2 separate regions of the Homo sapiens genome follow, and region 1 is linked to region 2. The links are chromatin loops, found by intact Hi-C in ENCODE. Cell type or tissue: A673. All regions are shown on one strand. Each heading gives the region's core, and the rest is flanking DNA. Links, peaks and the distances in the headings are about the cores only.

Region 1 (10,395 bases), core at 3,627-6,126, 250 kb after region 2:
CTACCCTTGCAACTCCCCTGGGAGGGGAACTGCCTGGTGTGCTGTTCCGTTTTCCACATGGGAAGACCGGGTCCCAATACCCTGCCCTCAGCTCCACAGCGCTGCAGAGTCTCTCGACCGCAGTAGGCAGGGTAGTGTGAGGGGTGGGTACTATTGGGGGGGTGCCCAGAAACATTTGAAAGATGGGATCATCGCAAGATTGGGGAGGAAGCTGGTCCCCCAAGTCAAAAGTGACCATGGGGGTTCAGGGGGGAGGAGCCCCTTTTGCTGGGAGATGAGGTGCTGCCTCAAGAAGTCAGGGAGGCCAGGTGTGGTGGTTCACACTTGTAATCCCAGCACTTTGGGAGGCTGAGGCAGCAGGATGGCTTGAGTTCAGGAATTTGAGACCAACCTGGGCAATGGAGTGAGACCCTGTCCTTACAAAAAGTGGAAAAACTTAGCTGAGCATGGTGGTATGTGCCTGTAGTCCCAGCTACTCAGGAGGCTGAGGTGGGAGGATCGCTTGAGCCTGGGAGTTCGAGGCTGCAGTTAGCTGTGATGGAGCCACTGCACTCAGCCTGGGTGACAGAGTGAGACCCTGCCTCAAAAAAGAAAAAAAAAAAAGTCAGGGAGCTGGGGTGGGAGCAAGTGGGTAAGGCCACATGGCAGACCCTTCTACAGGACATTGTACAGAGGAACACCCTTCCCGCTCCCATTCCTTCCCCCAGAGATGCATCCTTAATCCCTGCTGAGCAGGGAAACTTGGCCCTGCCATGAACCTGTCACTTAACCTTGGACAGGTCTCCCTTCCCTCCGAACCTCAGTGCTGCCTGTCAAATAGGCCACGCTGCGGCTTTGCAGGGTTGTTGGAGAATCAGATGACATCATGTAATGGTTGGCCAACTGTGGATCGCTTCAGAACTTCAGCAAACATTCCACGAGGACTTCTCGGTGCCGGGGGTGCCAGGGAGGGAAGAAGATGATTCAGAAGTTCCCCCCCACGAGGGGGAGGAGTTAGGGTTGGGGGAGGATCAGATGGTGGGAAGGGAAGAGAATGTAGTCAGAAAACAAAGCAAGCTTTGTCCTATTGGCTTCTTTGTTCTTATCTTGTTATTTAACCTATTTTGAATTTCAAATAACATTAGAAGGGCAGTATTGAGATTTCTATGCTTGGAGGTGGCAGCAATGGTTTTAAAAAAGGAAGAAGGCTGAGCCGCAGACATAGGTGTTCTTAAGGATCATTATTGACTTTTATCAGCTGAGGTCCCAGGTCTGTGTAGGTAAGTGACTTGCCCAAGGTCACATTGTGAGGACACAGAGCCCAGCCTGCCCTCCCACTCTCAGAAGGGGCCAGGGTGATGTTTTGGCATGCAGGTTATCATGGAGATCTGTGATTCAGCTGGCATTGATTTGGCACTTGTTAAGTGCAGAGCCCAAGCTAGATGCCCAAGGGAGAAAGGCAGGAAAATCCAGGCGGCCTCCCCACCCTCCAAGTGCATTGCCGATCTCGGGAGGCGAGACTGGGCTCCACAAGCCAGTCAAGGGCTTATGTGAGTCAGAGGCTCTGAGTTCAAGTCTCAACTAGCTCTGTGGATCTGACCTCTAGCCAGCTTTGCCCTCAGTGGGCCACAGGAAAAGCATAGGATCACAGGTGCGCTCTAGCCTGGACTTTGTATGACACTAGAAGGAAAGGGGTCAGAACAAGAGATGCTTAGAGAAGCTGGAGCAGGGGAGGATGTGTGTGTGTGTATGGTGGGGGTGGGGAATCAGGAAGGAGAGATGCACAAGAAATAGCTTTTGGCACCAGCTGAGCTTTTTCCAAAGCTTGCTCCCTGACAGCAAGGCTCCTACGTCAGTTTGACAAACTGTGATAAAGTCTTTTCCTGCGGGCCTTCTCAGAGACTTGAATATGCTCACGCATGGAGGAGGCAGCTGGAAAAAGCCACTTTTGACCACAGGATCCTTATTCCAGGAAGCTCCTTGAAGGTGGATGGTTCAGAGGAACCTCTGCTCTGGCTGTTTACCCAGCTTCACAAAGCTTTGGTGAGGTGTCTGCTCCCTCCTGGCTTCGCTGCGTGGCAGAGATTTTAATGCACAGAGAAGGGAGGTGACTTACTCAGTTACTCAGCAGGAGGCAGTGTAGCCTGGGGCTCCAGGGCTCTGGGATGTGGGGCCTGTTTCACCATTTCTTACTACGTAGCCTCAGGCAAGTTACGTCACTTTGTGCCTCAGTTTCCCCTCTCTAATCTCATGCTGCCCTCAGGAGTAATGTTTTTGTTGTTGTTGTTGTTTGTGAGACGGAGTCTCGCTCTGTCGCACAGGCTGGAGTGCAGTGGCGCAATCTCGGCTCACTGCAACCTCTGCCTCCCGGGTTCAAGCAATTCTCCTGCCTCAGGCTCCTGAGTAGCTGGGATTACAGGCGCCCGCCACTACGCCCAGCTAATTTTTTGTATTTCTGGTAGAGACGGGGTTTCACCATGTTGGCCAGGCTGGTCTCTAATTCCTGACCTCGTGATCCACCCGCCTTGGCCTCCCAAAGTGCTGGGAATACAGGCGTGAGCCACCGCGCCCAGCCCCTCAGGAGTATTGTATGGGTTTAAACGATGAGGCGGGTGAGGTCTTGGCACTTAGTAAGTGCTTCATAAGTGGGCCCTGCAGAATAAGTGCTTTCTTTTTTTTTTCCTTTTTTTTTTTTTTTTTTTTGAGACAAGGTCTTGCTCTGTCTCCCAGACTGGAGTGCAGTGACACAATCATGGCTCATTGCAGCCTTGACCTCCTAGGCTCAAAGGATCCTCCCTTCTTAGCCTCCTGAGTAGCTAGGACCACAGGCATACACCACCACACCCAACTAATTTTTTTAAAATTTTTTTGTAAAAACCAGGTCTCATTATGTTGCTCAGACTTAGAATGAGTGAATGAGTGCTTCTATTTTTTCCTGATACATGGCTTAAGTGTATAGCTCAATGAATTATTTGTCCCCTATTCAGTCAGTACCTGCTCAGAGGCTGCCATCATTCTGATTGCTAATAGCATCAATTGGTTTTGCCTGTTACTGAACTTCCTTGTTTTTTTTTTTTTTTTTTTTTTTTTTTTTGAGACGGAATGTTGCTCTTGTTGCCGAGGCTGGAGTGCCGTGATGTGATCTTGGCTCACTGCAACCTCTGCCTCCAAGGTTCAAGTGATTCTCCTGCCACAGCTTCCTGGGTAGCTGGGATTACAGGTGCGCACCACCACGTCCGGCTAAGTTTTGTATTTTTAGTAGAGACGGGGTTTCTCTATGTTGGCCAGGCTGGTCTCGAACTCCTGACCTCAGGTGAGCCACCCACCTCAACCTCCCGAAGTGCTGGGATTACCAGCATGAGCCACCGCACCCGGCTGTGTTCTTGAACTTTCTATACACAGACTCACTTGGGTCCCCGTGTGCCTAGCTTCTGCCCCGCGTCAGTTGGAGGCCTCCATCCGTGTAGTTGGGTGTGATCATCTATCCTCTTCAGCTGCTAATGTTTGGACCCCGGATTTCCTCCTCTGTCGCGGGCCTGCCGTCACCGCCCATTCTGTCTTCCTTCCAGGTCTCCACCTCTGGGCAGGAGAGTTGCCGACCACCTCGGGGGTGCTTTCTCTGCGCTTGAACATCTATAGCTGCTTCTGAGGGGCTGGGAGCCGGGCCCCTGGGAGAGACGAGCCATGAACCCCCCACAGCCTCTGCATTTGGGGACCTCACCTTAGGAGAGTGCCATTTACAGCTTCCGCCAGGGCAAAGGAGCTGAGCAGCCATCCCAAGCCCAGCCCACCTCCCTCCCCCGGCCCCTGGTAGGCATGGACTAGCAGCTGTGAGCAGCCAGAGCTGATGCCCGGCCCCCAGGGGGGCAGAGGCGCCGCCACCATGAGCCTGGGCAAGCTCTCGCCTGTGGGCTGGGTGTCCAGTTCACAGGGAAAGAGGCGGCTGACTGCAGACATGATCAGCCACCCACTCGGGGACTTCCGCCACACCATGCATGTGGGCCGTGGCGGGGATGTCTTCGGGGACACGTCCTTCCTCAGCAACCACGGTGGCAGCTCCGGGAGCACCCATCGCTCACCCCGCAGCTTCCTGGCCAAGAAGCTGCAGCTGGTGCGGAGGGTGGGGGCGCCCCCCCGGAGGATGGCATCTCCCCCTGCACCCTCCCCGGCTCCACCGGCCATCTCCCCCATCATCAAGAACGCCATCTCCCTGCCCCAGCTCAACCAGGCCGCCTACGACAGCCTCGTGGTTGGCAAGCTCAGCTTCGACAGCAGCCCCACCAGCTCCACGGACGGCCACTCCAGCTACGGTGAGGGCCTGGGCCATCTTGGCCCACTTTTCAGAGGCTGAGGCTGAGGCCCAGAGGGGTTCAGTGGCTCCTCCAAGCTCCAAGTGAGCTCCAAGTGACCACAGAGGTCAGGCCCAGACCCCACATCATGGATGGGGAGGGGGTGCAGTGGTGGGAACAAGCTGACTCCCCAAAACACCTGAGGTTGAGAGTGAGGAGGTGGAGTTTGAATTCTAGCTGCCCCTCACTTGCTGTGTGACCTGGGCAAGCACATCCCCCTCTCTGGGCCTTAGCTGAACCAGTCACCCACCCATTCTTGCCCCCTTCAACCAAAGCCTTCCCCTCATGTCGGAATGATATCATGGAGAGGTGAAGGGCCTGGGCTCTAGATTCCAATCCAGTTCTGCCTGAATTTCAGGAAGTCAGTTGACCTCTATAAGTTCAAGTCCTCGCCTGGATAATGAGTCTCTCGGGGTCATTGCTAAGATTCAGTGCCAGGAGAGGCGCAGGGGGGCTGATACTTAGTAGGTGCTCAGGACACTGGAGCTGTTGTTATCTGAACTTGGTTTCCTGTAACTCGACAAATTTGGGAAACCACTCACAGGAACCGCAAGCCACAGGCCTTCCTGCCCAGCCAGAAGTGCCACCTTGGCCGTTCGGTCAGAGCTCACCTGAGAACCATGGGCCCCTGCTGCCACCTGGTGGCCACTCCCTGCCTTGCGGGAGTGGCTCTAACACCCCTGCCCCAGGCGGCTGCTCAGAACCGCACTGAGGACTGGTCCACAGAAACCCGATTCTGTCTCAGGTCTGTAGTCCTGGAAGCAGGGGCTGGACATGTCTGTCCTTCATTTCTATACAGTCAGACCCTGATTGCTGGTCCCATCCTGTGTCCACAAACCAGCTCACGTGCTATGGGTTCACCTGCAGCCATCGGCCAGCGTCATGGCAGGGAGCCGGTGGCCATGGCTGAGGTCACAGTTGGGACTGAGAGGAGATTTGAGCTCCAGACTTGATTCCACCTCGTCAGACTTCTATGGCCTTGGGCTAGCTCCTTCGCCCCATCCCAAACTGAGCCTCACTTTCCCCATCTGCATAATGGAAATGAGGATAATGATGATTTTCAGCTTTCGGGGTAGACAGGAAGATCACACAGGTGACCATGGAGTGTATTCTATTGGAAAGATGGGAGAAACCGAGGCCAGAGAGGGGAGGGACTAGCCAGAGGCCACACAGCAAGCCAGGACTGGTCCTGTCTCCCCTCCTGAATTCCTGGTGAGGGACCCCAGCTCTGAGCCCACTGCCCATTTCTCTTCTAGGCCTGGACTCTGGGTTCTGCACCATCTCCCGCCTGCCCCGCTCGGAAAAGCCGCATGACCGAGACCGGGATGGTTCCTTCCCCTCTGAGCCCGGGCTTCGCCGCTCTGACTCTCTCTTGTCCTTCCGCCTGGACCTCGACCTTGGGCCCTCACTCCTCAGCGAGCTGCTAGGGGTCATGAGCCTCCCAGAAGCCCCTGCAGCTGAGACTCCAGCCCCCGCTGCAAACCCCCCAGCCCCTACTGCAAACCCCACGGGTCCTGCTGCAAACCCCCCAGCCACTACTGCAAACCCCCCAGCGCCTGCTGCAAACCCCTCAGCACCTGCCGCAACCCCCACGGGTCCTGCTGCAAATCCCCCAGCCCCTGCCGCAAGCTCCACACCCCATGGACACTGTCCCAATGGGGTAACAGCTGGGTTGGGCCCAGTGGCTGAGGTGAAGTCCAGCCCAGTGGGAGGGGGTCCCCGAGGACCTGCTGGCCCTGCCCTCGGCAGGCACTGGGGAGCAGGCTGGGATGGCGGCCACCACTACCCAGAGATGGATGCGCGGCAGGAGCGGGTGGAGGTGCTGCCCCAAGCCCGGGCCTCCTGGGAGAGCCTGGACGAAGAGTGGAGGGCGCCCCAGGCAGGCAGCAGGACCCCAGTGCCCAGCACAGTGCAAGCAAACACCTTTGAATTTGCGGATGCTGAGGAGGATGATGAGGTCAAGGTGTGAGGGGCTGGGGCACGGTCCCAGGGCCCCACCTAGGTGCAGAGCCGGCCCCTCACCTAACAGCTGGTTCCTACCAGACCGGAGAGGGGAGAAGTCATGTTGCCCCTAAACCCCTCCCCACCTCTGCAGGACAGACATGGGAGGGAGGACAGGGAAGGCCAGGCTTGCTCTGGGACTTTTATGCTCCCAGAGGCCCTGCCAAACTGACCACCTCCCCCGACTGCCACTCTGGACCTAATAGCTGTTCCTTAGGCCCCACTCCATGCCACCCCCACCAGCTGGAGGACCCAGCCTCACAGTGTGTCCTTTGTGCCAGACCAAGCGGCCCGTGGGGGGTGGGGGGCAGGGAGTGTACCACACAGGGCCATTGTCTCACCTCCCAAAGGGACCGCCTGCCCCCAGCTCATCCCAGAGCGTCCCTGCTGCAACCCTGACAGCCGTCTCCCAGGCCGCTTCCCCAACATCCCCGCCCCAGCCTCCCTCTTACCCCAGAAAGGTCAGGTATGACCTCCCGGGGAGGAATCCCACCTGCCTGTATACCCCAGACTTGCCTCTGGGGCCTGATTAAATAAGGCTGTTTTGATAAAAGGTGTCCTGCAAGATGCTTGGGGACCTGGGACAACAGCATCAGCTCTGTCTGCTTCAGTCCCCTCCCCTCCAGGGAGTTTAGAAAGCCAAGGATCCCCCATCAAGGCCCCCAGCAGGGAAGGGAAGTGGACGCGCCAAGGGGAGGGTAATGAGTAACCAGGCTGGAACGCCCCTGAGATAAGAGGCCCAGGTGGGAGCCCTTATCTGCAGTTCCGGGAACAGCCCCTGGCCCAGGTGCCTGGGACTCGTGTCTGCCCCATAATCCCACAGGGCAGCATGGCATTTGCTCTGGCGATAGTGGGGGCAAGTAGACAGAAGCAAGTGCGTAGGACTGTTGGGAGCATGTCTCAGCCTCCCAACATGGCAGCCGGGTGTCCTCATATCTGTTTCCTCCTCAGTATTATGAAAATGCCAGGAGCATTAAAATGCACGGAAAGAGAAATGCCCTCCTTAGGTATCGGAAGACCGGTTAAATTTAGCCACAAACAGCTAACGTGAGGTGGTGCACTCCCTGTCACTACAGGTATGCAACCAGAGGATGTGTGGCAGGAGGCAGGATCACTACGGGACCTCAGGATCCCTGAGAGCAGGACATTCTGGATCATGGGGTGCCTTCATTCAGAGGTCCTCAGACCAGGGGTATCCCATGTTTTTGTAAACTTGAGGGACCCAAGAGAGAAAGGAGTCACAAGCCACAGTTCTTGCCACAGGAAGACTCGATAAAAACAGATTATTTTGTTTGCTTTTAGCCCTGGGGCAGGAACTGCAGGTAGGGATAGGGGAACACACCCAAGCTCTGTTGATCCTGGTGTGACTCGGAAGAAGAACCAGGACAGAGAATCTCGGCTGGAAGTCTTTTATTCTTTTAACTTGAAAGAGGACATGTTGAACCCGCCCCTTACGCTCAGGTAGCTCAGGTGGCTGTGACCCAGCCTGTTGGGAAAAGTCAGCTCGTGCCCATCTGGCAGCTTCACCTTGAATTTGTCACTCTCAAAGGTCACTGTGAACTGTGGGGAGGGAGGGTGTCAAGGAGGCAGGAGGCCCTGGAAATGGGCCAGGGCAGTGCCTGATGGCTCAAACAAGGCCAGCACCTGTGTCCAGGCCAGGCTCTCTTCCATCTGGGCCCTCCCCTTGACATCACCCCAGTGCCCTTTCCCCCTTTGACCTCACCTTGACCTCTGACCCTGGGCTGAAGCACAGGTGATCTTCCCGTTGTTCTTGCCCCCAGTTGCTGCCGTCCAATGAGTTGCAGACAATGGTGGATTCGCTGAAGCGAGGGTTGAAATGCAGGTTCAGCTTGTCTGTCCCCTGGCCCAGATTAATTACAAAGCTGCAGGAGAAGGGGTAGCAGGTGAGGTTCAGGGCTCAGGCCTGGATAAAGCAGCTTGGGTTGGAGGACCTTGGTTGACCACAAGCTGGAAGAATCAAAGCTTGTGTTAGTTGAGATCTGTGCCTTAAAACAAGGGAGGTAACAACCTGCTCAGACTTAGCACTGTGGTAGCACATTCCATTTGGAGCAGGGATCACGCTGTTGAGAGAAGGGTAACTGATAGTGACAGCTTCGGGAATTGGGGGTGGCTCTCCTGGGAGAGAGAAATGCTATCTCTTAGATATCTGAAGACCTATTAAATTTAGCCACCAGCAGCCAACCTAAGGTGGTGAGCTCCCTGTCACTATGGGTGTGCAACCGGGGTTGTATGACTTCTTGGCAAGATCACTACAGGAGCCTGGGCTAGACCTGCAGGGTTCCTGAAAGTGGGGCATTCTGGGTCATGGGGTGTCTTCATTTGGGAGTCTCAGACCAAGGGTATCACACATTTTGACAAACTTGAGGGACCCAAGTAGGAGAAATAAGTCACTTTTCCCTTAGCTCCTATGGCATGCACCTGCCCGCCCCCTCTCTAACCAAAAGTAGATAAAGCACAGTTCCAAGATGCGCTGACATGTTCTGCAGGCGAGAGAGCCTTTCGCTGGACTGTGACTCACGGAGGTGGTGAGGCCGCTGGTTCTAACCAAGAGGATGCCAGCGAGACCACTCAGCCTCCCCTGGTGGCTGCCCTGGTTTAATGCTCATGAAATGCCAGCCTGTGGCCATTCTGCTGGGTAAAGAGGGTGGTGTCTCTGGGGATTTGGGCGTTCCCTAGAGGCACCTGCCCCGCAGGGGGCCAGACAGAGTTCCAGGGGCTTCTCCACCTGCCCCTTCAATGGCTGTTGGGGCAAAAGAATAGAGCATATGGCATCAACTCTGAAATTCTGCAGGTCCCCAAACCTAGCCTCAGACATGAAGTGGGGGCCAGCAGGGGTGTGGGGAGAAGGGTGTGAAAAAGGGCCCATTGGCCTGACGTCCCTCTTGCCTGAGCACTTCACAGGGCTGCCCTGCCTGCCCCACCCGCCCTGCCTATTCCGGGCCTGCAGACTCCCCCAACCCTGAAACCTTGCTCACCCATCAGTGCCATCGGCGATGCTGCCTGTGATCTTCAGGGTTGACCCCGGCTTCATGTCCATGTTCTTAACCTCAAGTTCCCCCTGGGCCAACAGAGAAACATTCCACTCGAGTCCCCACAGAAAATCAATCCCACACTTGCCCAGCAGCTTCATCCACCTCATGCCAACCCAGCTGCAGGTCTCAATCCCCCTGCCCACGTGAGGACGCAGGAGACCACCAAGCTGGAAAGTGGCAGAGCCAGAGCGCTCTGATCAAGGCCTCCCAGAGCTTCCCCACTCCCTGCCCTGTTTTGCTCTTATCCACCCCAACCCGAAGAGGCACAGGACGGAGGCTCAGTTTGCCCATCTATGAAATGGGCAGAGTGCTTCCTGCCCAGTTCCGCAAAGTGTTCAAGTGATGAAATCACGCTGCCCTCAGCAGAACCCCAGAAACAAAAATATGATATGGAAAATGACTGTATCAGAGGCACAAGATCTTGGCCCACCCAAAACTAAATCTGGCCAGGTGCAGGGGCTCACGCCTGTAATCCCAGCATTTTGGGAGGCCGAGGCGGGCTGATCACCTGAGGTCAGGAGTTAGCAACCAGCCTGGGCAACATGGTGAAACCTCGTCTCTACTAAAAATAAAAAAATTGGCCGGACGCGGTGGCTCACACCTGTAATCCCAACACTTTTGGGAGGCCGAGGCGGGCGGATCACGAGGTCAGGAGATCGAGACCATCCTGGCTAACATGGTGAAACCCCATCTCTACTAAAAATACAAAAAGTTAGCCGGGTGTGGTGGCAGGTGCCTGTAGTCCCAGCTACTCGGGAGGCTGAGGCAGGAGAATGGTGTGAACCCGGGAGGCGGAGCTTGCAGTGAGGTGAGATCGCGTCACTGCCCTCCAGCCTGGGCGACAGAGCGAAACTCCATCTCAAAAATAATAATAATAATAATAATAATAATAATAAATAAAATAAAATAAAATAAATTATCTGCGCATGGTGGCGGGCGCCTGTAATCCCAGCTACTTGGGAGGCTGAGGCGGGAGAATTGCTTGAATTCTGGAAGCGGAGGTTGCCATGAGC
Region 2 (10,395 bases), core at 4,318-6,817:
CCGAGGCTGGAGCCACTGGGAAATTTCCTAAACAGAACGTGGGGAGAGGGCCTGAGGCTGGGCTCTCCAGGAAGCCAGGCTGTGCCCCTTACACCTTCCCTGTGGCTCAGGGCTGCCTTCTCTCCCTCCTGGGGCCATGGACAGTGAGAAAAGGTCAATGTGGGTCCAAGGACGTGGTTGTCCCCTGTTGTCCCACACAGCCCGACTGGCTGGATGGCCCCGAGTAAGCTCCACTCCATTCAGAACCTCAGTGAGCCCACATGTCACGTGGGGACTTTAGGGAGGATGGTGGATTCAGGAGCCTGCCACAGAGAGAGTGCTCAGTGTGGGAGCAGCAGCTCCTGCCCCTTCGCCTGTCGTAGGGCTGTCACGCTGATCAGGGACACTAGCGTCTGGGCTTCTCTGAGCCTCCTGGAGGGCCCACCCAGCCTCCCTCTCTTCCCACCCTTGCCTGGCCACCTCCCCACAGTTCTGCCTGGAGCTCTACAACCCTAGCTGCCGAGGCCAGAAAATCAAGGCCTGCAAGACCGATGGCGACGGCAGGGTGGTGGAGGGCAAGCACGAATCGTACCGCATCTCAGCCACCAGTGCCGAGGAACGTGACCAGTGGATCGAGTCCATCCGGTAAGGGGTGCCCAGGTCTGGGGACGGCTTCCCGTCACCTTCCAGAAGGCCCTGCTTCTTTTGGGTCTTGCTTCCTTATCTGTAAAGGGGCTAACTCCAGTCTCTCCCTCCTGTTTCTGGCTGGCAAACCCCTTCCACCCGTATTCCATGGGTACTTTCTGTGTGCCTGGCACCAGGCCAGGCCCCAGGACACAGGGAAAGGAGAGACCACCTGCATGGGGTTGGTGGGAGAATAGAGCAAAGAGTTGCACATAAAGTTCTTGCCCCGCCCTTGCCTGGCACGTGGTGAGTGCTCTTGTTGGCATCACTATCCAAAGTGGCCTGGGAAGGACCTGGTGGAGGTGGAGGGAAGGGCTTTCCAGATAAACTTCCAGGTAAAAGGACCCGGACCCATGTGGGCAACCAGCAGGCGGCCTACCTGCACAGCATCCCGGAGTCCGAGTGAGGCTAAGCAGTGTGGGAGCTGAAACTGCTGAGCATGACAAAGCCACAGCCACCGTGGTGAAGAGCTTCAGTTTCTCCTGGGGCACTGGGGAGCCATAGACTCATAAATAGGGAGGGGTGGCTGGGTGAGGAAAGCCAAAGTGTAGGGACTGGTTCTGTGGTGCCACCAACAGGAGAGACATGAGGAAGATGCATCTGGTAAAGGGCAAGATGGCAAGCCTGCTCAAGGCTTGACTCTGAGCCAGCCCAAGATATTGGCAAGGGTGAGGCCTGGTGGCCAGAGGAAGGCTGAAGTGGTTGCTGGGCAGGGGCCGTGTCCCGGGGACTTGCAGGGTCTTTTCCCCTGGGCCTTGTGAGCCTGTGAGGCTGCCAGGCAGACCCATTCTCACCTCCATCTTACACATGAGGAAACTGAGGCCCAGAGATGGGAGGGACCTGCCCAGGCCACAGAACCAGGGACAGAGCAGGGTCCAACAGGCAGGTCTGCCAGCTCCACCCCAAGCTCTTCCCATCACCTTCCGAAGGTCGCCAGTGGGAGCCTGGAGAGGGGCCCAGAGACATTTGGGAGTAGAATTCCCAAGGCTCTCAGCTCCTGATCGGAGGCCTCACCCACTCTGGCCCTGCCCATGGGACACTGGGTTAGGCTTACAAGTCTGGACTTACCCTGGCACAGCCTTTGTTGGGGCCATCTGGCCTTTCCCCCGCGGCAGAGCAGGCTGACACCTCCCTGGGAATCCCATGCCCCTGATACAAGCCCTGGGAGAGCAGACCACCTTGACGGCCAGTCCAGCCCTGAAATCTCTCCTCCCACTCATTCTAGAGCCAGCATCACCCGTGTCCCCTTCTACGACCTGGTCTCTACTCGGAAGAAGAAGATTGCCAGCAAGCAGTGAGATTCCTGGAGGTGGCACTGGGGGCTGGTCACCCTGAGAGTCCCATCGCCTGCAGCACCTGGAGACCCACCTCCCACCCCAGTGCACTCTTTTGGGCCACAGACATCATTGCTGTTCCCCGTTACCTCGAGCTGACTCTAGAGGGGAAGGCAGAGCTCAGGAGGGTGGGTGGGAGCTGCAGTGGGCTCAGAGTCCAGCAATGAGGCCCCCTGGCCTGGGCACCCAGCTGCAGGCCCCTGCCCTACGTGCACTACAGGAAGGGGTGAGGAGAGCAGCCAGAGGAAAACCAGCCCCAGAATGCTGCAACTTCTCTTCTCTCTGGACTTCGGTGTCCTCGGCTCTGAAGGCGCTCTCTGCACTTAGATGCTGTCAGCCCTCAACGTAGGAGGGGCCGTGGGGTCCCTAAGTGATTCTTCTCCCTGGCAAGGCTCTTCCTTTTCAGGGATATCTCTGCCAACCCCTCCCCTGTCCTCGGGTTGGGCTTGGCCCTCTCTGCCTGAGAGAGCTCAGCACACACACAGCTCAGACCCACGGACAGGACCCCGGGACAGAACCCCGGGAGCACTGCCCTAGGAGCCCGGACCCCACGAGCTCAGTCCCAGCTCTGCCTCTGACTCGCTGTGTGCCCTCTGCCAAGTCATGCCCATTCTCTAGTTCTTGCAAAACTGCAGTGTTTGGACTAGAAACGTATTGGCCCCTGCTAGCCCTGTGCTCCAGCTTCCAGCTGGAGATGGCAGCCGTTGTTTGCGGAGCCCAGGCTGACTCCGGATTCAACGTTGCTGGGGAGAGAAAAGCAGTATAGACTCCACCTTCCAGGATGTCCATTTCGGGGAGAGGAGCAGGTGGGACCCTCAAGAAAATGACGGAGAACATCCCAGACAGATGGGACTCAAGCAGGATGGGTGCTATATCCAAGAAGCCAAGAAGGGAGAGTTTCGTGCACTGTGGTTAACAGGAGGGCTGCCTGGAGGCAGTGGCTGAGCCAGAAAGTAACACAGAGCTCATGCTTGGAGAGAGAGAGTCTTGGCCATGGCTTTCCTGCAAGACCACTGACGAGCAGTCCCATGGTGATAAAGGGCAGCCCGGCGGGTCCCAGCATCTCGAGACCCTCTGCAGAAGTATTATCAGAGTAGAGCTGACTTCCAGTACCCGGGCAGCCAGCTCTGTCTCCAGGGAGGCCTGGCCTGGAGGAGGAGTCCACTAACAGGAAACACTTCTCACCCCCTCACACAGGCCCAGGGGAGCCCCTGGAGGGAAATTCCTTGGCAGGGGAACAGGAAATGTGGCCGCCTCTGCCCCACTGCCAGCCTGAGTGGGCAAGGAAGCAGGTGGATCCCCCAGAAGGAACCGCAGCTCGCGAGGCACCTCTCCTCGTCCCCACCCACCCCCACATTTGCACACCTTCCACAGGGTCAGGATGGAGTAGCTGCCTTGCGAGGTGGTGAGACTCCTGTCTCTGGAGGTCTGCAAGCACTGGTAGTGATATTGCAGCAGACAAGGTCTGGGTTGGGCGTCTGCAGGAGGACACCTTGTGGGACATCTGAGGACATCCGCAGATTCTTGTCAGCCTGTGAACTAGGCCCTGCCTCTGTCACCTCATTGGTCCATGAAGGAGCAGCCAGGGGTGGTGGAAGGAGCACTGGGCTAGGGGTCAGGGGTCAGAGATTCTGTCCTGCTCCTGGGATGCACTGGCTACTCCCTTAGTCTACTCCCTTCCCCTCTCTGGTCCTCAGCTTCCTCCATCATGGAGGAGATGGGATCATGGATTTTCTGGGCATAAGTGGCTGTTCTGGGAGTCATTCCAAAGAGAGAATAAAACTCCTGATCCAACTCGTGAGTGGGCTCTGTCCTCTCTGTGACTGCGGCTGCCACCTTGACCCCACCGGGCCCTCCACCTCCGTCCCTTTCCCAGTGGAGGGCAGGAGGGCCAGGCAGGGAGGCTGGTCACTCAGAGGGCCCTACGACCCCATCCCCGGAACACTGGCACAGGAGCCATCCCCAGGGGCTGGACAGCCAATGGGGCTTCCACAGAGCAGGTGCAGGCAAGCTGGTTCTGACAAGCCCAGGGAAAGGCAAAAGGACTTTCCAGCAGGCAATGCTGTCTAACGATAGAAAGAGCCGCTGCCGGTCAGGCGTGGTGGCTCACGCCTGTAATCCCAACACTCTGGGAGGCCGACGTGGGAGGATCACTTGAGGTCAGGAGTTCGAGACCAGCCTGGCCAACATGGTGAAATCCCGTCTCTATTAAAAATACAAAAATTAGCTGGGCGTGGTGGTGGGTGCCTATAGTCCCAGCTACTCAGGAGGCTGAGGCAGGAGAATTGCTTGAACCTGGGAGGCGGAGGTGTCATTGAGCCCAGATGGTGCCACTGCACTCCAGCCTGGGTGACAGAGCAAGACTCCATCTCAAAAGAAAAAAAGAGCCAGGCGTGGTGGCTCACGCCTGTAATCCCAGCACTTTGGGAGGCTAAGGCGGGCAGATCACCTGAAGTTAGGAGTTCGAGACCAGGCTGGCCAACCTGGTGAGACCCCCCGTCTAAAAATACAAAAAATTAGCCAGGCGTGGTGGTGCAAGCCTGTAATCCCAGCTACTTGGGAGGCTGAGGCAGGAAAATTGCTTGAATCTGGGAGGTAGAGGTTGCAGTGAGCCGAGATCATGCCACTGCACTCTAGCCTGGGCAACAGAGTGAGACTCTGTCTCAAAATAAAAAGAAAGGAAGGAAGGAAGGAGCGGGGAGGGAGAGAGACAGACAGACAGACAGACAGAAAGAGAGAGAGAGAAAGAGCCTGCTGCCACGGGAGGTGAGTAGAATGTTCCCCGTTGCTGGAGGAGTGCAAGCACTGCTGCTCCAAGGATCACTTGGTGGGTAACGGAGGAGCTTGAATTCAATAACCTTCATTTATTTGTACATCCCACAAATGTTTATGGAGCACCTACGTTGTGCCAGGCACTGTCCCAGACACTGGTACAACAAGGCCGAATCCCTGCCTGCATGGGGCTCACATCCCTGCAGTACTGAACACACGCTGTTCCAGAGGACGCAGAGCAGGCAGTGGAGGGCTGGGCTGGGCTGGGCTGGGCAGAGGGCAATCCGGGGAGGCTTCTCTGAGGAGGGTGCTCAAGTATTGGCAGCCAGGCTGGGGACAGGACACGCACCTGATAATGCAGTGAGCTCACTTCATGTCTGCCCCACACTGAACTGTGAGCTCCTTGTGGGCCAGACCTTGCACATACTCAGAGTGCCCAGCACACAATAGGTGCACAATAACTGCTAGTTCACCTGAAGTTAACTGATAAAAGGCCCTCTGGGTCTCAGCATCAGCAGGTGCAAATGTCCAGAGGCCTAGAGAGCTATGAGAACGTTGGTGCCTCCAGGAGATGCAGGAGTACCTGGAGAGGCCACATCACAAGCCAGGAGCATGGAGAGCTGGGCTCTGACTCACTGGCCCCCTGAGTCTCTCCAGGGCATGTCTGCTCACCTTCCTGCCATTCTGCCACTCCTCACTCTGGTCAGCAGGGGGCTCCCACCACACGTGGATAAGAGGTTTCAACGCTGCAGTCAGAATGGCTGGACTGGCTGCACAGGGCTGGACAGGGCTGGACGGGGCTGGACAGGGCTGACTGGCTGTCCCTTGCAGGGACGGGGTCTCTGTCCGGAGTAGAGCCCTGGCCTGGACGTCCTAAAGGGGGAGACATCTGGTCTATCAGGGCCCAAGGGCTCGAGCAGCCCAGTAGACACCCATGGACACAAACAAGCATGGGCCTCCCCGCCACTCGTGCTGGGCACAGTCACCCCTGCTGGGGCTGGCATTGGGCCTGGCACTGGGAGATTCGCGCACTCTTGCTTTCTGGCTGTGGGGCCCCGAACGAGTTGCTTACCCTCTCTGGTTGGAATTTTCCTCCCTGAGAGGTTGGGCCAGGTGAGTTCCATGATGCAAACCTTGAAGGGAGACTTCCACATGCAACAGGCACCGCTGCAACACAGCTCCTGCCCTGGAAGGGATGGCGGGGGAGGAAGATGAGCAGGTACCACGAAAGCCATTACTGTGTCAGGGCACGGGGCGGGGGGGTGACGTAGCCGTCAGAGCCACCCAGAGGGCCATGGTGAAGGCTCACCTCTACCCTGTGCCTTAAGCAGGTTTCCTAAGCTCTCTGAGCCTCAGGTTTCCCATCTATAAAATGGAAATAATTAAATATATGTAAAATGCTAACAACAGCGTTAGGCAGCTCCTGGGACGTTACATGCTACTATTATTATGGTCACAAGGCAGACTGTGGGCATGCATTCATGGAGCTACAAAAACATGGAATTGGGGCCATTTGAGGGGGAAAGATTCATGTGGGCAGTGGGGTAGTGGGGGAGATCTGGGAAGACTTCTTGGAAGAGGTGTGCTCAGGAAAGATAAGCCAAGTGGAGGTCTGAGCCTTCCAGCCAGTGGGGCCAGTAGGAGACAGGACAAGGAGGGCAGGTCGAGGCAAGGTATTTCTGGAACTCCCCTGGGCCCCAAACACAAGCCCCAGTGAGTCAAAAGAATGCAAGGTTGAGGGAGGCTGGGTGCTGGCTGGGACTGAGCTGCGTGCACAGTGCAGGATCCTTGCAGCTCTGGGGCTGCAGCTTTGGCCGCATGAAGCTCTGAGGGGGCATTCAGTAATGTGGCTGCTGAACGGAGACATCCCAGCCTGAGGGAGGACTAGCTTGGCACAGAAGGCTCTGGGTTGGAATAGGCCAGGGCAGCGGGGCTTGGAGAAGGCAGAGTGGGCCCCTGCCAGGTACCTGGGGAGGAGGAGCCCCTCCATCTTGAAGCCTGGCACACAGAGCTGCCAGGGGACAGGAGATGGGGGCAGGCAGCCCGAGTCGAGTGGCAGGTATGAAAGACCTGGAGAAATTGATTTATTAGGGACATAAAAGGAGCTAAATATGTTTGCCGGCTCAGTGATGACTCAGGCCTTCCCCAGGGGTCTGCAAGTGTGAGCATCAAAGACAGGCCTGCTCCCACCAGGACACTGCAGGCTCCAGACCCTCCTTCCCTTCAATGGGAGGACCACCTCCTACCCCAAGTGTCCTGAGAGCCTGGCCTCTGAGGGGCACCAGAGACCCAGCCACTCACTCCTGCATGCCTCCCAACTCTCCAGACTGCACCCAGAATGGCTGAAGAATGAAGCCAGAGAGTGACACACATCTGGGTCAAAATCCTGGCCTTGCCCCAAACTGCCATGTGATCCTGGCCCAGTGGGGACCCTCTCTGGACCGTCCCCGCGAGCCAGCCCCACCTCCCTCCCTGTCTGGCAATGTTGTCCCATCCCTTTTGGCTTCTTCCTGACAGCACAGCCTCCTCTGCCCAAGATCCAACAACCACCCTCCAGGAGAAAAGCCAGACTCCACAGGGCCTCTTTGGGGAGAACATGCTCTTCCCGTGGTGGTTCCAGGCCGGGCGCTGGGCTCTGGAGAAACGTGGGCGAATCTGGTCTGCAGGCAGGGCCGGCGGAGGAGGATGAAGTGACCTCGCTATGGGGACAGCGTTGGGAGCGACGGTAAGGATGAGGGAAGAGGGGCTGTGGGGCCTGGGGAGACTGGAGCACGGAGCCCCCACACAGGAGTTTGGCACATTTGAGAAGCGGTGAATTCTTTGGTGGGCCTGGAGGAGGCCTGCCTAGAACAGCTGGACTTGGAATGCAACAGAAGCGGAGACACACTGGCCAGCCTGCGTGGGTGACTTTACCAGGACGGTGACGGGGAGCCAGGAAAGGGTTCAAAGCAGGAGAGAGACGGCTGGAAGCCGTCTGGGGATAGCCCCTAGGATCGACCACTCAAGGGATGGATTAAGGAGGCTAGGTGGGCCACAGGGGGCTGGAGGAGGTGAGGGAGGAACAGAGCGGTCGCTGGACAGGAGGAAAGAGGCTTGATGGGCCTCCGGGGCTAAGACTTGTGGGAGGTGACAGCATTCCCCGAAACAGCCCAGCGAAGGGCAGGTGTGGGGAAGGAGTCGGGCGGAGGGGAGGTGAACAGGTCACACTGCGTCAGAGGGGCAGCAGGACCTCCCCGTGGACACCTTCAGCTGCGAGTTAGACAAGAGTCCTGGGCTCAGCAGAAAGCCCTTCCCACCTCCTCTTCCGCACCCTCTCACCCTCTTATCTCCTCCTCCTCTCCCCACTCCCACCTCTCCCACTTGCCCCTCCCTCCCCTGTCTGCCCGATTCCGCCCCCTCCCCTTTCTTGGCCATTTAGTCTTGGCTCAGTGGTGTGTACTGGCAGGCACCTGGGTCCTGGGGTCCACCTGCAGGCCTGGGTTCCAATCCCAGTGTGTGGGTTCTTAACAGCACGTGACCCTCAAAAGTAACCCACAAAGACCCAGGTTTGCCCTGGACACCCCGGCCCACCCCCACCATGCCCAGCATCAGTATGTCATGGCCAAAGCCGCCAACCATGGAGCACTCGCTAAGGCCAGCGCCTCCCACTACATGCTGTCTTCCAACCTTCCAGCACTCCCTAAGCAGGCGTGACTATCCCCATTTTACAGAGAAGGGCCCTCAGGCGCACTCTGGCCCAGCCAAGAAGGACCTGAGCCGGCATGGAACCAGCGCCATCTGATCTGAAACCTGTGTCAGGGCGACCACAAACTCATCATCCATAATAGCCCTTCCTATGAGTGCTGGAATCTGGATTCCAGGGGACGCCAGGACAACAGGCAGAAACCAGGACTGCTCCAGGCACCCCAAGACATAGGGTCACGGTAGAGATCAGACATATCCACAAGGTGCAGCAAGGAACTGGGGTCATTCTGGGTGGCCCTGTGGACTGGAAGAGTTGTGCCCCGTGGCTGCTTTATCCTGGAGAAGGAAAGGACAGCTGTTTCCTCCGGAGCAGATGGGGTTCAGCCACCAATTCACCCAGCGAACTTTTCTCCACGGTGAGTCTCCCCAAGTCCTACCCCAAAGTGGCACCGTGTGGACTGACACTGGATTGGGTAAACCTGGTCTACTGCACGCCGTCAGCAGATATTAGCTGTCACTGTTATATTCTTGATGGAGTCTCCCTCGAGAGGGCTGAGTTCAAGGACTCTGAACAGGACAGAACCATGGAAGGCAATGGGGGCTGTCCATGCCATCCTGCCAGCTCTCCTCCTGCAGGAAGCCCTCCCTGACCACCCCTGTCCCCGGGGCTACTTTAAGACTCCAGAGGTTTCACCATTTGGCTTTTGGTGGGCTGGCTTCGTGGTCTGGGGTTGCCAGGCTCAAAGTTTTTGTTCGGCTGCTGAACACCAAGGCCTACAAGCCCTCTCCTTTTCCATCCCTCTCAGCTTCTGTACGGGGGCCTCCAGCCCCATCCAGAAATGCCCTGGCCTAAAAAAGCACCCTGCCTGTTCTTCCATGATGAAATCAAAGGTCACAGACATTCAGGCACACGCCCTAAGTCACCCAGCACGGAGGCTCCATGAAGAAGACCGAGGCAGAAGGCGCCGGCATTTGTAGAACATACTTCATCTCATCTGATCCTCCCAGGAGCCCACAAGGTAAACAGGATTATTCCCATTTAACAGATGAGGACGTGGAGGCTCAGAGAGCTTGTGACTTGCCCAGAGTCACACGACCAGGAACAGGCATCTGATCCAATTGCTAAGGCCAGGAGGAGCCACCAGCTAGAAGGCTCCAGCAGAAGGGCAGGATTAATTCTGTGACCTTTCCAGTCCCTGTGATCCTTTGAGGCTAAAGCTTAACTCTTCTCTTTCTCCCTCCCCCAAGGGATTTTCAGTTCATAAATAAGAGCCCAGAGGGGACCAACCTTTGATCCAAAGAAATGATTTTTTCAGAAAATGTCCCCCATTTAAAAATTAATAAAACATGCTCATTGCAGAAAATTGGAAAGCGCAATGAAGAGGAAGAAAAACTTAGACCAAAAAACAAATGAGATCATGTCCTCTGTTGCAACACGGCTAGAGCTGGAGGCCATTATCCTAAGCAAACGAACATAGACAGGAGCAGAAAACCAAATACCGCATGTTCTCACGTATAAGTGGAAGCTAAATAATGAGGACACATGAATACTAGGAGAGGGACAACAGACACTGGGGCCTTCTGGAGGGTGGACAGTGGGAGGACGGAGAGGATTAGAAAAAAATACCTGGTGGGTATTATGCTTATTACCTGGGTGACAAAATTATCCGTATACCAAACTCACATGGCAGTTTATCTATATAACAAACCTGCACATGTATCCCAATCCTAAAAGTTAAAAAAAAACCTAGACCAAGAATTCCTCTACCTGATAATTTTGTAAACATTTCAGAATATTTCCAACACACCTGTTATGTCTCTGCAATGATACTGCAAATGCAGTTTTGTAACCTTAAGCCAATTTTTTTTTTTTTTCTGGAGACAGATTCTCGCTCTGTCCCTGAGGCTAGAGTGCAGTGGCACAATCTCAGCTCACTGCAAC

Evidence for each region. A loop is a pair of places that touch in the nucleus more often than their neighbours do. Peaks named below come from ENCODE experiments on the same cell type or tissue, not always from the same donor. Only the 100,000 strongest peaks of a DNase experiment are listed, where the experiment ranks them.
Region 1: a loop joins it to region 2, with 2.4 times the contacts of the local background. A loop is called at or near these places in 33 of 110 quality-filtered maps.

Annotation. Positions count from the first base shown.
Region 1 is chr22:37,562,524-37,572,918 of GRCh38, forward strand. It overlaps CDC42EP1 (CDC42 effector protein 1), which reads left to right. Exons shown (of 3, transcript NM_152243.3): 2 at 3,549-4,289; 3 at 5,585-6,882. The coding sequence starts at 3,827. The coding sequence ends at 6,297. LGALS2 (galectin 2) reads right to left here. Exons shown (of 4, transcript NM_006498.3): 2 at 9,326-9,408; 3 at 8,053-8,212; 4 at 7,725-7,889. The coding sequence ends at 7,740. Among named protein-coding and RNA genes, the nearest start is that of CDC42EP1, 7.2 kb to the left of the region's middle. RefSeq lists enhancers at 1-414, 942-1,442, 1,443-1,943, 5,301-5,952, 6,919-7,213 and 4 more and a cis regulatory region at 7,027-7,040. In A673, for the core only: CTCF peaks have their summits at 4,970 (motif pointing left) and 5,180; a DNase peak (open chromatin) is centred at 4,958.
Region 2 is chr22:37,311,551-37,321,945 of GRCh38, forward strand. It overlaps LOC105373024 (a long non-coding RNA gene), which reads right to left. Exons shown (of 4, transcript XR_938232.3): 2 at 5,842-5,955; 3 at 1,043-1,153; 4 at 1-27. CYTH4 (cytohesin 4) reads left to right here. Exons shown (of 13, transcript NM_013385.5): 12 at 470-624; 13 at 1,889-3,791. The coding sequence ends at 1,961. Among named protein-coding and RNA genes, the nearest start is that of CYTH4, 34 kb to the left of the region's middle. RefSeq lists enhancers at 1-733, 6,384-7,241. In A673, for the core only: a CTCF peak has its summit at 5,474 (motif pointing right); a DNase peak (open chromatin) is centred at 5,481.